Linked DNA regions of Mus musculus: region 1 is linked to region 2. A link is a contact called in ENCODE Hi-C or POLR2A ChIA-PET data. All regions are on one chromosome and are shown on one strand. The core of a region is the stretch at or near the end of the contact, and the rest is flanking DNA. Distances in the headings are between cores, read along the strand shown.

Region 1 (7,157 bases), core at 2,261-4,760, 38 kb before region 2:
AGGACAGAGGGTCGATCTCCAGAACACACATGGTGGCTCACAACCATTTCTAACTCCAGTTCCAAGGCATCTAAAACTCTCCACGATGGGACAGTTGTGTTATGTATGCTCAACCAGTGCTGTGTGCTAAGGTACATCCCCGGCCCTGTTAGCCCCATTTGACTGAAGTACATCTCACAGGCTATGGAGAGATGGGAACACAAACTCAAGCAGGTGTTTCCGCTATCTGTGCTCAGCACTTAATGCTGTGGTCAATGTGGTGTTGTGGGTATGCCTTTAATAGGAACTAGACAGCACCATCTATAACTTTAGCTGAACAGCAAAAATACAATCCAATTTGGTTTCACTAAGGATCTGACGCTTGAGAGTAATTTTATTGCCACCCTGGTATCCTTTCGCCATCTCATGCCCTCTGACTGGTCCTATACAGACTGGTGCTGCGGCAGGGGTGTGCTCAGCAAATTGCAGGACATCAGTTTGTTTCCTGGAACCAAATTATGGGTCATCCTGCCTGGGCAATCTGTAAGAAAATGACAGGATTCTCAGGGATGTCATGTCACTGAGTCTCATTTCTTTTTTTCTTTTCTTTTTTTTTTTTTTAAAGATTTATTTTATTATTATATGTAACTACACTGTAGCTGTCTTCAGACACACCAGAAGAGGGAGTCAGATCTTGTTACGGATGGTTGTGTGAGCCACCATGTGGTTGCTGGGATTTGAACTCTGGACCTTCGGAAGAACAGTCGGGTGCTCTTACCCACTGAGCCATCTCACCAGCCCCGAGTCTCATTTCTAAACGTCTAGAAGAGGGCGCTGGATCCCCTGGAACTGGAGTTAGGAGGCTGTAAACTGTCATGTGTGTGCTGGCAACTGAACCCAGATCCTCTGGAAAAGCAATTCGTGCTTTTAACCACAGAGACATCTCTCCAGTCCCTACTATTTGAGAGAGGGTTTCATGTAGCTCAGATCAGCCAAACATGACCTTGAACTTTCCTCCTGATCCTATATCTACTTCTCCAAGGCACCCATTCCTGTGGACTGATAAAACTACGGAGGACTGCTAGTTAATGCACTAAGCAACCCCTCTGATATACATTCCCAGCTTCCCCATCATTGACTTAAAGCCACACATACAGAGCAGTCCTCCTAGTTGAGAGCAAAAGGTTGGGGTTAGGGAGCTGATAAGCTAGAGGAAATCACTAGGTAAATTATTGAAATACTGTATGAGGAATGATGGGCCTACATTTCTTTCTTTCTTACCAGGCTGGCCTCAAACTCAAGAAATCTGCCTGCCTCTGCCTCCCAAGTGCTGGGATTAAAGGCGTCCACTACCAAGCCCAGCTCTTTTTTATTTTTTTAAGATTTAATTATTATATGTGAGTACACTGTAGCTGTCTTCAGACACTCCAGAAGAGGGCGTCAGATCTCTTTACGGATGGTTGTGAGCCACCATGTGGTTGCTGATATTTGAACTCAGGACCTTCGGAAAAGCAGTCAGTGCTCTTATCCGCTGAGCCATCTCTCCAGCCGGGCCTACATTCCTTGTTGCAAAACTTCAAGTTTCTATAGCATTAAGTCTGCCTTTTGTCTTGAGAATCAGAGTTACGGAGGCACAGGACCAGCATGCTTCTGCATGTAGGTGTGTGCACATGCTTACAGTGGAGAGAGAGCACCATGGGTAATTCCAGCACTCAGGACTCCAAGGAAGGGAGGCTACAGAAATATTGAAGCCAGTCTGAGATACATATTGAGTTCTAGGCTAGAGATCCTGTCTGAAAGAGGCAGAACAGAATAAACTCACAAAAAAGAAAAATCGAATTACATTCTAATGAATACATTACAATAGAACTCATTTCCTGGGCAATCTTGGTGGCCCATGCCTTTAATCCCAGCACTCTGAAGGCAGAAGCAGGTGGGTCTCTGAGTTCAAGGCCAGCCTAATCTACAGAATGAGTTCCAGGACAGCCAGGGCTATACAGAGAAACCACCTGGCTCCGCCCCCCCCCACCGTGGGGGGAGGGGGGCAACCCAACCCAACCAACAAATCACAGCCAAACAAAAATTATGCTTGCATAGTAAACAAAAAAATCTTTCTTAAAATCAGGATAAGATGTGGAAGTATTCAGAACATATCTATACATGAAGCCATTGGAAACATACATTACAGGCAGAAAATACACACAATTAAAAAACCCCACGAGGCTATGACTTTAAGTGTTTCAGAGAACACTAAATCCCAAGTTTCCAAAGTGTGGCTAGTGTAGGGCAATTTCTTTACACCTTAAAAACAATACAATTTACATGCTATTTTGACCCATATGCTCCTAATCCCCCCATGACTTGCAGCTGGGTATCCAAATGAGGGGAGGGGAATGTTAAGCAACTATATGCAACGTATTTTTATCTTGTTTGTTGTATTTGTTTTTTGTTTTTGAAACAAGATCTCAGACTGTAGTTCAGGCTTCGGGATACTGAGATGGCAGGTGTGTCGCTACAGCTCGTCAATGCACACGTTCTTTATATAATACTACACAGATCTTGTAAACGAAGTCTGGACATCAAAGCTTTATGGGAACTGCTAAGTGGTCTAAGGACGCGCCTCCGCGAAACTTTGTTAACAGTCCAGGGCCCCGACGGGGTCTCCAAGGGCAATTAGGGGCGCCTGAAGCCAGCTCTGCTCGAGTCTGGAATGGGCTGTGTGACCTTGGACAGGCTCCACTCTCTCTCTGGGCTTCAGTTTGCAAATCCGCACGTTGGAAGGTGAACCACGTGGTTCTCATGGTCCGGTTCCGCACAGAGCGCGGCAGCAAGCCGACCTCACCATGAAGGCAGCTTCCTGTGGGCGCGGCGCAGGACTTTAACGGTTCCCGTCCCCGCCCCCTCCGAGGCCCGCGAAAGGCTCGCTTTCCGTACACCGCGGCGAGTGACGGCTCTCCGTAGCGCGCAGTCCGAGCCACTCGCGCGCAGCTCCGCCCCACCCCGGAGGCGTCCCGTCGTGCTCCGCGCCAGACTCCTAAGAGCCTGGGCGCCTCCCGCCTTTCCGCGCGGCGGCGACCCCGAACTCCTCGCTTCAGTTCTCCCGGCGCCCCGTCCTATCAACGTCCAGGATCCCAGCCAATCCGACGCGCCTGGAGCCTTTACCTTCCGCCCACCCTTCTCCCCGCGCACAGCCGGGCTGAGCCCGAAGGCCTTTACCGGGCCAGCCCAATCAGCGGCGCGCTCTTACCTGCCCCACCCCAGAGCCCCTCCCCTCGACCAATAAGCACGCCCCATCCCGCTGCCCGCCCAGCCAACCGGACCTTGAAGCCCGCAGGCCAATGGGCGCGTGGCGGCCCTTCAACGCTAGCCGTCCGGCCAATCGGGGGTTCCGCGTGGCCCCGGCCGTAGCCAATCGCTGGGCAGCGCGGTGCCGCCGCGGAGAGGTCCGGCAAGGATATCCCTCCGCCTCCCTCCCTCGATCTCTCTCCCTCCCTGCGATCCGCCTCTCACTCACTCACTGCCGCCCTTCCTTTCTCCCTCCGCCGCCCGAGCAGCAGCCGCGCTCCGAGCTGCCCCCGGGGTCCCTCCCCCGCCGCCAGAGGAGCAGCTGCTGCCGCCTAGCACATTAGGAGGGCGGAAGGAAGGAAGGAGAGCGGGGAGGAAGGGGAGCCGGAGCGCCTGGCCAGAGGCAGCCGGTGAATGGGCTTGTGGTGACCCCCACCCCCCACCCCACCCTCCCTTCCCACCCGACCCCCAACCCCCATCCCCAGTCGGAGCCGCCGCCCGACAGGCCGGGCCGCCGTCTTGCGAGGAGTCCCCGCCGCCGTCACCTCCGCCATGGAGCTCATAACCATCCTCGAGAAGACCGTGTCTCCGGGTAGGACTCGGGGCCGGGGGGTCGGGCCGAGGTGACCGGGGTGGGGGAGGGGGTGGCCCCTCTGACCCCGCTGCCTCTCCCCCCATCTCTCCCGGCAGATCGGCTGGAGCTGGAAGCGGCGCAGAAGTTCCTCGAGCGTGCGGCCGTGGAGAATCTGGTGCGTGCCGCCCCGCCGCGCCCCATCCCGCCGCGTCCCCATCCCTGCGTGCGGCCCTTCCCGCCCTCCTGGAGGCCCAGGCCTCAGGAACCCACCCCGCCCCAGCTCGTCCCCCTACCCCCCCGCCCGGCCCAACCTAACCCCGCCATCGGGAAGCCGGTGGGTGTGTCCCGCCCCGAGCCCCGCGTCTGGCCAATAGCGAGGCGCGCCGGGGTGATCGCCGTCCAATCGCCACGCGGCCTGAGGGCGGCGGTGCTGCGGGAGGGAGAAAGAGGGAGGGAAGGGAAGTTAGGTTGCATGGCGCTGCGTGTTCAGCAAGGGTGGGGGTTGGGGAGCCGGGCCTAGGGGCCATGTGGAAGCTCTGCGCCCTGCCGCCTGCCTTGTACTGGCTGCGGCCGGCCTCTCCTTCCTGTCCCCTGGTTTTGAGGCAGTATGCAACTACTTCCCAGAGCCCTACCCTTCCCCAGCTCCCTTGGTCTGTGCTCATGGCCACGCCTGGCACCCGACCACCTCTGGACCCATTGCCACAATTTTTTTCTTTTTCTTGCCCATTATTATCCCATTCCTGGTCTAAGTGCACGAATGTTCTGTTTGGACTTAGGTTTTCAGAGAACTCATCTTTAAGGATCTCAGGCTGAGGCTCATTTCTGAGATTGAGCCTATTCTCTGATAAATCACAAATGTAACCCCGTTTTTCATACTTTCGGATTTAAGAAGTACATTTGAGAAAAGAAAAAGTGACTGACTTTTGTATAGGAAAATGTGGGATTATTGAAGCAGCCTATTGCCAGAATGTTTCTCCTCTCCTTTTTGGGGGAAGGGGAGGGAAGCGTGGATGATATGGAAAGTCTCTTTAAAGGTAGGAAGTTTTAAAAAGTGAAAAAAAACATTGTAACCCAATGTCCTTTGTGAGAGCTTTGCAAAATAGTAACATCCATACAGCGACATATCTGATTTGTACTGACCACTTTTGGTGGAGAGGTAAGCGACTTGTGTTAAGGTTTTTTTATCTCACACCTTTCCAAGCATTTCCTTTTTAGTGTAGACTGAGAATTCTGCTCATAGTATATTCTTGGTTTTGCTTTTGCTACTTTGCAAGAAGCCCTTTTTCCTGCTCCTAACTCTTCAGTGGCACAGAATAGAAATTGGAGAATTGTGTTCTGAGCCTACTGTAGAGTTTGCTTACATTGAGAATTATCTCCTGTGTTTGAAGAGTTTGCTAACACTAAAAAAAGTGTCTACTTTGGCCTTCTATAACATTCCTGATTGGACAGATTACGTACAGGCCCACCCCCCTGTGTGTGCCTCTGTATGCTCAGAAAGAGGAAGGGGGGTGTTATAGATGATTATCTTTTGGACCTGTATTTCAAAACATAGATTTTTGGATGATTCATTGTTAGTTCACATTAGGTCCAAAACACCATAGGCTCCCTGGTATGTTCTGCTTCTAAATGAAGCCAGTTTTTTTTTTTTTTTCCCCTCTCTCTTTTTTTTTTTTTTTTTTTTGGGCGGGGGGGAGTCAAGACAGGATTTCTCTATATAGCCCTGACTATCCTGGAACTCACTTTCTGTAGACCAGACTGGTCTCCCAACTCTGAAATCCACCTGCCTCTGCCTCCTAAGTGCTGGGATGAAACCAATTTCTCTTGACAATTCATCATTCACATTGTCATATTCTTTCAATTTCTGAAAACTAGTTAACACTTTGGCTTACAGATCCCTTTTGTTGAACATGCAGAACTAAAACACGGAGGACTCGGTCTTACATGTATGTTAGACTGGCACACATATGTTAGAAAGGATGCCTTACATGAGATCACAGGGCTGTCCTGATGTTTTTGAACAAGATTTTTTTTTTTTTAATATACTTTTCAAGAATTCTTTTCGTTGAGCTGATTTGCAGTACTGGACATTGTTGTACATGCTTGGAGAAAGTTGTCACTAGGATTGCCGTGTCACCAGGCATCGACTTGCCTTTAATTCTGGGGAGATATTTATTAGACTTGGGCTCAAAACATGTTCTTGATAGGAGGAATCTGTTTCTTCATATAGCAGGTGACTTGTCCTTGAAGTGGCTTTTGTTGCTTAGTCAGGCCTTAACTTTTTGAACCCAAGGAAACCTCTTCAATGTTGAGTCTAGGCAGGTACTATTTCAAAGAGAGATTTCCCAGTTTCCTGAGATACCTTGATTTGATCTAAATTTTGTGTGCTTCTCTAGTTTAGTACTTTATAAGCAAGGGGAAATTGCTAATATGCTTGCAAATGCACCTTCTCCACAGCCCACGTTCCTTGTGGAACTGTCCAGAGTGCTGGCAAACCCAGGAAACAGTCAGGTTGCCAGAGTTGCAGCTGGTCTACAAATTAAGAACTCTTTGACATCGAAAGATCCAGATATCAAGGCACAATACCAGCAGAGGTGGCTCGCTATTGATGCTAATGCTCGACGGGAAGTCAAGAACTATGTAAGTGACTGTCCAATCCTTGATGTCACATGGTCTAAGGAACAGCATTGTAAGGGAGTGTTCATTTACCTGGCATAGAGCATGACAGATTTCTGAGACCTCAACTTTAACTGAATGTAAAAATTTATTCTGATTAGTCTCTTGGTGTGGAAATGGGTGTTTGGTGTGTTGTTGGGTTCAGCTTGCTAAGGTGACCTGCAGCAGCTTGGGAAACTTTAGTTGGGTCTCTTAAAAGATTTCACTCCTGAAGTACTGGGAGTGCCACACTGCACTCCGGGGTATCTTTGAGTGTGTAACAAGGTGTTAAGTAGCCCAGTCCATCCTCGGTTTTATTAAAGGGTGGCTATGAACTCCTAACATTTCTGCACTTACTCTAAAAGGGGTCAGGTGTTTGCCACCATGCCTGGATTTTCATAGATATCTTAAACATATTTTCTACTTTAAAAATGTGTGTTTATGTATGTTTTAGCAACTTTGGAAGCCAGAAGAGAGTGTTGATTCCCCTGGATCTGGAGTTACACGCCATCGTGAGGATCAGACAAGGGTGCTGGGAACTGAACTCTTTGGAGAGCAGGGAGGGTTATGCTGTTTTGCTCTCCCCAACACAGTCCCACAGCTCCCCTTTGTTTTAGGGATGGCAGGTCCTGTTGTTTGCTGGTTTTTACAGGATAATGTGTAAAGT
Region 2 (7,174 bases), core at 2,152-4,651:
AAAAGAGCACACTTCTTATTTTCAGTGTCCAGTATGTCATGGATGTTTGAGAGATTTTTGTTAAAAGTCAGACAATCCTCTCGCTGAAGAAGTAAGCTGAAACAGGAAGACTGCTTCTCACTTGATGCCACAGAGTGAAGCTATGTCTCAAAACACGCCCCCAAATAATTTTATTTTATTGAACAATGTAGTGACCATGGTCTGGGATGAGCTCTTGTCCTCAGAACTGTCTGACATGAACAAGAACTAGAAACAGAATATGCTGGAATCAGGGCCAGGGCAAGTTTTCAGGTTTCATCTAATTCTTTGGGGCTTTTGCCCCCAGCCACCTAGAGCCTAGGCTCTAGGGCACCAGGTGACTCACTGAGGCCTGCATTGTAAGCAGCTGCCGGCAGGGGCTGACTCATCCGGGAGAGTGTACTCAGAGGTCCCTCGACCCACTCACTGTCTTTTCCAGCAAGGGAGGACTTGCCATGGCCATGTCTGTGCTCTCGGGAATTGTGGAGACAACTCCACACCTGGCCTGGCCTCCAGTCTTGCATGGCTCCTGAGAAATTCTGGGGCCTGAAGGAAAAGGACACCTACCTTGTCCTTGGGTCTACTGAGCGGGACGACCTGTGTTCCAATCAGCTTGCCTTCATATCTACAGGATAGATGGGTCATCCTATACGGTCTAAGAAAGTTCGTGCCTGCTTGGCTAGCAAATAGCTGACCGGCCTCTGTGTTCTGGACTATAAAAGGGAGCAGGCCAGCAGGAGTCCAAGCCAGTGAGAACCCCCTCCTTTGATGAGTGTCCAAGACTGGGGCCGGTCATCCTGGGAGGAACAGCTTACCCAGCCTAGCATGTTTCTCCACAGTGGAGAAGATGACAACTGCCCTTGTTTCTCAAAGCTCCCCCGGAACAAGAGACCTTTTTCTTTCATCCTTCCCTTTTCAGAAGCACTCTGCTAGAAGCCAGAAAGGTGGACTCAGCTTCCATGGAATCTTCCTAGCTAAGTACTGACCCCCACCAGAGCCCCTTCCCTAGCCTATGCCTGGCCTGCAGAGTTTGCATCTCCCTCCCTCACAAGGCAAGGGCCCTCGAGCTTTGCTCTGGCGATCTCCCAGCAGAGTCAGGCTGGCTTTGCCTCTGTCCACGGTTCTTAATCCACCAGGGAACGAAAATGACTCATTAACATCTCCCCGGCACTTGCAGGGCACCTTGGCGTCTGATCTCTATTCTTTCCCCCTTGGGGTGGCCTGTCCGGAACGATCTCCTGTCTAAGTCAGAGGTGAAGTAACTTGCCCAAGGTCACACACAGTGGGAACGTGGCAAAAAGACTTATCTTCTGCCTGGCAGTTTGGCAGGTGCTCAAATCTTTGTGTAAAGGGCGAGGTATGGTGTTTCTTCATCTTTCTGGCCTCTGGGAGTGTCTTTAAAGGGCTTGGAAGGGATGTCCGTCTTCCCAAATGAACATTTTATCTCCTTAGTTCACGCTCACTTTCAAAGTTAGATTTAACTCTAATGTCTCTGTGTTCAAATAGATAGATTACTTCGATGCCCCTTCCTACGAGAGCAAAGAGTACATAGTCTAGTGATGTTTCTTCTCCGAAGACCAATAAAAAAATAAAAATATTTCCCCCAAATAAACAGCTCCACTTCTTTCCAAAATGTGCAACCCCAAGTCCTGCCCCGAGGCGCCCCAGCACACGGTCCGCAGACACTGCGCCGGTCGGCGGGGAGGGGAGGCCGCACGGCGGGGAGCTGGTGGGCGCCCGGCGCGCTGCCAGCCTCAGCCGGACCGCACCGCGGGGGCCGCCGCCCCTCGCCACGTGGTGGTGGCAACCGCGGGGTCCCGGGCGCCGGTCCAGCTGGAGAGACCCGGAGCAGCCGGGGAGGAGGAGGCGGAGGAGACGGCGGCGGCGGCGGCGGAGGAGGAGCGGGGCGGGCGAGCGGGAGGGAGGGGGCCGGGAGGGGAGGGGAGGGGGTGGGGAGAGACCCGGCGGCGGCGGCAGGGCGCGGAGCGGCGCGCGGTGCCAGGGGGTGGGGGCGCTGGGGCCCGTCAGGGGAGGGAGCCGGCGGAGGGGTGCGCTGCGACTGCGAGCAGGAGCCCGCGGCAGCCGTGAGTGCGGGCCGGGGCCCGGGCTGGGGGAGGGGGAGGGGCGCGGCGGGCCGGGGCGGCTTGGGGCGCGGGAGGCCGGGGCCCGGGCGCGGGTGGGCGGGCGCTGCGCCCGGGAGCAGAGTGGGGAAGGGTCCTGCGCCGCTGCCCGCAGCCTCCGGCCTGCGGGGCGGCTGCCGCTCAGTAGCCCGCCCGGAGCCCGGCCGCGGTGGGGGAGGGGGCTGCGCGGTCTCGGCCCCACAGAGGGGAGGGGCGACAGTTTCTGTCCGCCGAGCCCGAGGGGGTTTAAAGAGCCGCTCTTAAAGGGGCCGCCGGAGGGGCCAGGCGGGGACGGGCGCCCCCTCCCCAGTAGCCTGCGCGGGCGCTCGGCGCGCGGCCCCAGGATGCGGAGGAAGGCAGCTCGGGTCGCACGGCCGGGGTGTGTGGGGACACGGAGTCCTCGAGAGTGGGGGTGATGGCCGGAGATCGTGGGCAGGGATGGGGGTGGGGTGTGTAGTGAGCTCTGGTCGGCAGAGTAGGGGGAGGGGTGGCGTGGGCAAGAGAGGGTTAAAGGTGGGGCCAGCCCTTCAAACACGCGCACACGCTCCTTACTCAGACCTGTCACACGCGTCTGTCGCTCCGGCACTTAGCCGAGGCTGGGGGATGGGGGACCCGAGGCCTGCACTGTCGGAACTCGCGCCTTCGGACCGAGCCCCCTCGCCGGAGCGCACACACGCTCCAGCGCGCGCACACACCTCGGACATTCCCATAGTGCCTCACGTGACACTCGGCCCGAACGTGCCCACCCTACCCACACGCTCACGCACGCGTGCTCACACGCGCGCGCGCGCACACACACGTACACACACACACATACACAACCTCTGGTCACTCCCGAACTCCGCGCTGACCCCGGTCCTCCGCCCCGCAAAAGCACTCATTGACGGCGGCACACCTACACTCATTCACAGACACACACTCCCCCCCACATGGCAGCCACAGCCACACATTCATAAACAAGGGCCCGGAGATGTACACACGCACCCCCTCGCTGCCTACTCGTTTTGGGAGCCCTGAGTCATTCCTGCCCCCCTCCCAGGGCTCCCCATTTCCCTGAGTGCAGGCACAATAGGACAAGCTGGAGTCTCCCTTAATGGTCTCGGTTCTCCTAGGCCCCCTTGCCCAGTTTGCTGCCTCTGACACTCAGCCAAGGACTTCCTGTAGGTCTGCGCCTGGACGGTTGCCACAGCCCCGGCGCACTTGGGGAGGCACTTCCTTTTCCTGAACTCTGGGATCCTGCGGGAGGAAGTTGGGCGGGGGCCACAGAGGCCAGGCTGCCTAGCGGGACTAGCCTTCCTTAGGAGCAGGCGACAGAGGCCTGGGATGGGAATCTTGGCGGCTGTCGAGGTACTTGGGGAAAAGGGAGGTCTGGGGAGGAGACCAAGCCGAGTAGTCTAGGCAGGTTCTGGGCTGTGCCAATGCTGGGACAGCAGCCCTCCCTCCCATCTGTCCACAGGTCTCTCCTCCCTGCCCCTGATCCTTGGTCCTGTTTATCAGTTGTCCCCCACTCCACTCATGACGTCTATCTGGTTCCATTTCCTTCTATAAGCAGTCACAGCAGGGGATAGGGCAGAAACTTGAGAGAGAAGAGAGAGAGAGAGTTAGTTGTGAGATCTGTCTCTTGGCTGAAGCTCCCCAGCTACCACAGGTTCCTCAGACCAGCATGGAAGAGTTGGGAACAAAGAGCAGGTGGTCCTCTTTACTCTGTTCCTGCACTCTCAGGAGGCCCAGGGTGGGCTGAAGCCCTTACCATGGAGTCCATGTTTGAAGATGACATCAGCATCCTGACCCAAGAGGCCTTGGGGCCCAGTGAGGTGTGGCTGGATGGTCCTGGAGACCCGTCCCTGGGAGGGGACATGTGTTCTGCCTCCCACTTTGCCCTCATCACAGCCTACGGAGACATCAAGGAAAGGCTAGGAGGCCTGGAGAGGGAGAATGCCACCCTCCGCCGTCGCCTCAAAGTCTATGAGATCAAGGTCAGAACCTAGATGTGATGGCGAGCTGAGCTTGTAGTTGCCTGCAAGGGCAGGAGGGTCCCAAGAGGTGGCCAGCACTGGAGGCTGCCTGGTCCCTGAAGAAGTGGCTGCCTTGGGGATGAGGAGCTCTGCTCCTGCAGCCAATCTCAGGGGTGGAGGAGGAGCCCAGCTTTGGAGTGGTGGGTCCCATTGGAGGGGGCGGGGAGAGGCGCCTGTGAAGCTGGCAGTGGGGTTGGGGGACAGAGCGGTCCTGGGATGGGAAGCCAGGCTTCTCAGAGGACGACCCTCCCACAGTATCCGCTGATCACTGATTTTGGAGAGGAGCATGGCTTCCCTCTGTATGAACTCAAGGATGGCTCCCTGCTGGAGGTGGAGAAGGTCAGTCTGCAGCAACGACTCAACCAATTCCAACACGAGGTAAGCCCTTGCTTCGCTTCCCAGCCAACCCCACTCCCTTAGCCTCCTGCTTCCCTCACTTTGCCCTCAACCCCGCCCTGCCCCCGCCTTCCCTAAATCAGCTTCAGCGCTTCCTGTTTCTATTGGGAATAGGGTTGGGGAGGTTGGGAGCCCCCTCTGCTCCCTGTCAAGGCTGGTCCTGACCCTGGCACACCTCTCCGGGCCTACCCAGTTGCAGAAGAGTAAGGAGCAGGAGGAGCAGCTCGGGGAGATGATCCAGGCTTACGAGAAACTGTGCGTGGAGAAAAGCGACTTGGAGACAGAGCTGGGGGAGATGGTGAGGCCCAGAGAGCGGGTGTGTGTGTGTGTGTGTGTGTGTGAGGTATCTGACGTGATGTGATTCTCTACGTGCATTCCAACCCGATGAGTGTGTGCTGCCTGTGTGTCACACACACTCTGCTGCGTGCACACTCCCTGTATCCACTCGTCCCTGTCTGTGAATGCCTGCTTTGCCGTGTGAATGAGACAGTATCATCCGGGTCATGGGTGACTCTGTACCTTGGGCTAGGATGCTGTGTGTGTGTGTGTGTGTGTGTGTGTGTGTGTGTATTTGGCTCTCACACTGCATCAACCCTGTACCTATAGTATAGTATAGTGTCTGGGAGAGGGTATAAGTGACAAGAGAGGTGCCAGAGCTCTCCATAGTCCCAGCACAAGCGTGATGAGAGTTGCCATGTGGCCGTTTGTGTGTGGGCAGGTGGCAGTATCAGGAGATAAGGTCTCTGCCAACTCCTGTGCTGTGACCTTGATCAAGTTATTTAGCTCTCACCCCTCATCTGAAAAGCAGAGAAAAACGGTAAGCCATCTCACTAAGCTGCTGTGACGGCAACGGGACATTTGTGTAAAACGGTTTTCCTTTTATAGTCAGGAACGTTTGCTTGGTAGTCGCAGCGTGCCAGGCACTGTTCATATCCCTCTACACACATTTACTCATTTTAGCTCTCACAACAATCAAAGAGGTAGGCGTGGTACTGCTATCCCCATTTTATACAGGAGGTAGACAAAGCTTAGAAGTGCTTAAGTCCTGTATGCAAATGCAAGTCACATCCCTGAGGGTTTGGGGTGACTGGACCTGGAGCCCAGTGTTGGCATAAATGTCTCTGTGTGATAAGACCCAGAGGAGGTTTGGCTCTGACCTTGCCGGCACCAGTAGCCAGAAACATCTGCATTGCAGGAGCTGTGAGAGGAGCCTTCATACCTGTGACCACTTGTCGTGTGAGTGTAGGACACTCCAGCTGTCTGTGCTCCAGTCTGGAGAGTGATGACTGCCCAGCCTGGGGGACTCTTGGGTTTGGGAGACCACAGGGCTCCCTGGCGCTCTGTAGACCCTTGGCCGTCTGTCTTCCCTGCAGCGGGCCCTGGTAGAGACTCATCTACGGCAGATCTGTGGTCTGGAGAAACAGCTGCAGCAACAGCAGGGCCTCCGGGACGCAGCTTTCTCCAGCCTGAGCCCCCCAGCTGTCCCCGCCTCAGCCTGTCCTGACTTGGACCTGCACTATCTGGCTCTGAGAGGGGGACCTGCCTTGGGTCATGGTGAGATCTTAGTGACTCCTACCTTCCTGCTCTCCATGTCTCTGTTTAACTCCCATTTCAGTGTGACTGGGCACCTCTGGCTTGCCGAAAACCCCATTGCAATATGCTTCTTTTTTTTCCTTTTCTTTCTGGTTTTTTCCTTTCTTTTTTTCTATTTGTTTGTTTGTTTGTTTAAAGATACATAGCCCAATTGGTCTGGTATTTACTGTGTACGCTAGGCTATCCCTGAACTTGGAGTAATACTCCTTATTCTGTCTCTCCAGTGCTGGGATTACAATCATATAATATCACACCAGGCTGGTGTCTTCAGTATCTTAAATTTATTCATAATTATTCCCTTCTCCTCTCCAACCGTTCCTCCTCCCCAGCTACTTTTCACAAGTTCTCCCACTGATATCCCTTGGCCGTTCAGATCGTGCAATTCTCGGGTGTGCCAGCAGAGGGCGTCCCCACTCAGTCCCCCTAGGCTGTCATGAGTAGAGGCCCCTGAGGATGTTCCCGACTGCTGGTTCTAATCTGAGACACCTTCCTGAGCCCATTCTTGTTTCTCCTCCGGCCTCCCTGATTGAATCTACAACAAGCCCATTCTTAGTCCCCTTGGAATAGTATCTGCTCCTTCCTTCGTTGTTTGTCTTTCTGGCTCCTCTCAGTCCCTGCCCATACCGGTTTCACTTTGTGCGGATCTGGGAGTCAGTTGGGGCAGCTAGAGCCTACCCGACATCATCTTGTCTCCTGACAGCAGGTTGGCCTGGCCCTACGAGTGTAAGTGTGAGCGAGCTGGAGAGGAGGCGCCTGGAAGAGGCCCTGGAGGCTGCGCAGGGGGAGGCTCGGGGGGCTCAGCTCCGGGAGGAGCAACTCCAGGCGGAATGCGAGAGACTTCAGGGAGAGCTGAAGCAACTGCAGGAGACCCGGGCCCAGGTAAAGGGTGCTTTGGAGCTGCACAGAGTAGCCGAGGAGGGAGGGGTCTGGGCAGAAGTGAAGCTGGCTCTGACTTCTTGCTTCTCTCCTCAGGATCTGGCCTCCAACCAGTCGGAATGTGACATGGCTTGGGTCAAGAGAGTTGGGGATGAT

What was found. A loop is a pair of places that touch in the nucleus more often than their neighbours do. ChIA-PET counts read pairs that join two places held with the same protein, here RNA polymerase II (POLR2A).
Region 1: a loop to region 2 is called in a map of heart, with 3 times the contacts of the local background. The contact joins the promoter of Kpnb1 here to the promoter of Tbkbp1 in region 2. A Hi-C loop is called at or near these places in 2 of 37 maps with a recorded cell type or tissue (both heart). POLR2A ChIA-PET finds 5 or more read pairs at or near these places in 4 of 5 experiments (Patski and embryonic stem cell).

The regions. Positions count from the first base shown.
Region 1 is chr11:97,184,245-97,191,401 of GRCm38, reverse strand. Kpnb1 (karyopherin (importin) beta 1) reads left to right here and starts at 3,510. Exons shown (of 22, transcript NM_008379.3): 1 at 3,510-3,856; 2 at 3,955-4,013; 3 at 6,293-6,475. The coding sequence starts at 3,817.
Region 2 is chr11:97,146,302-97,153,475 of GRCm38, reverse strand. Tbkbp1 (TBK1 binding protein 1) reads left to right here and starts at 3,401. Exons shown (of 10, transcript NM_001372531.1): 1 at 3,401-3,485; 2 at 3,861-4,114; 3 at 4,409-4,531; 4 at 4,743-4,847; 5 at 5,923-6,103; 6 at 6,843-7,021; 7 at 7,115-7,174. The coding sequence starts at 3,890. It overlaps Mir7235 (microRNA 7235), which reads left to right and starts at 7,057; the gene lies at 7,057-7,112.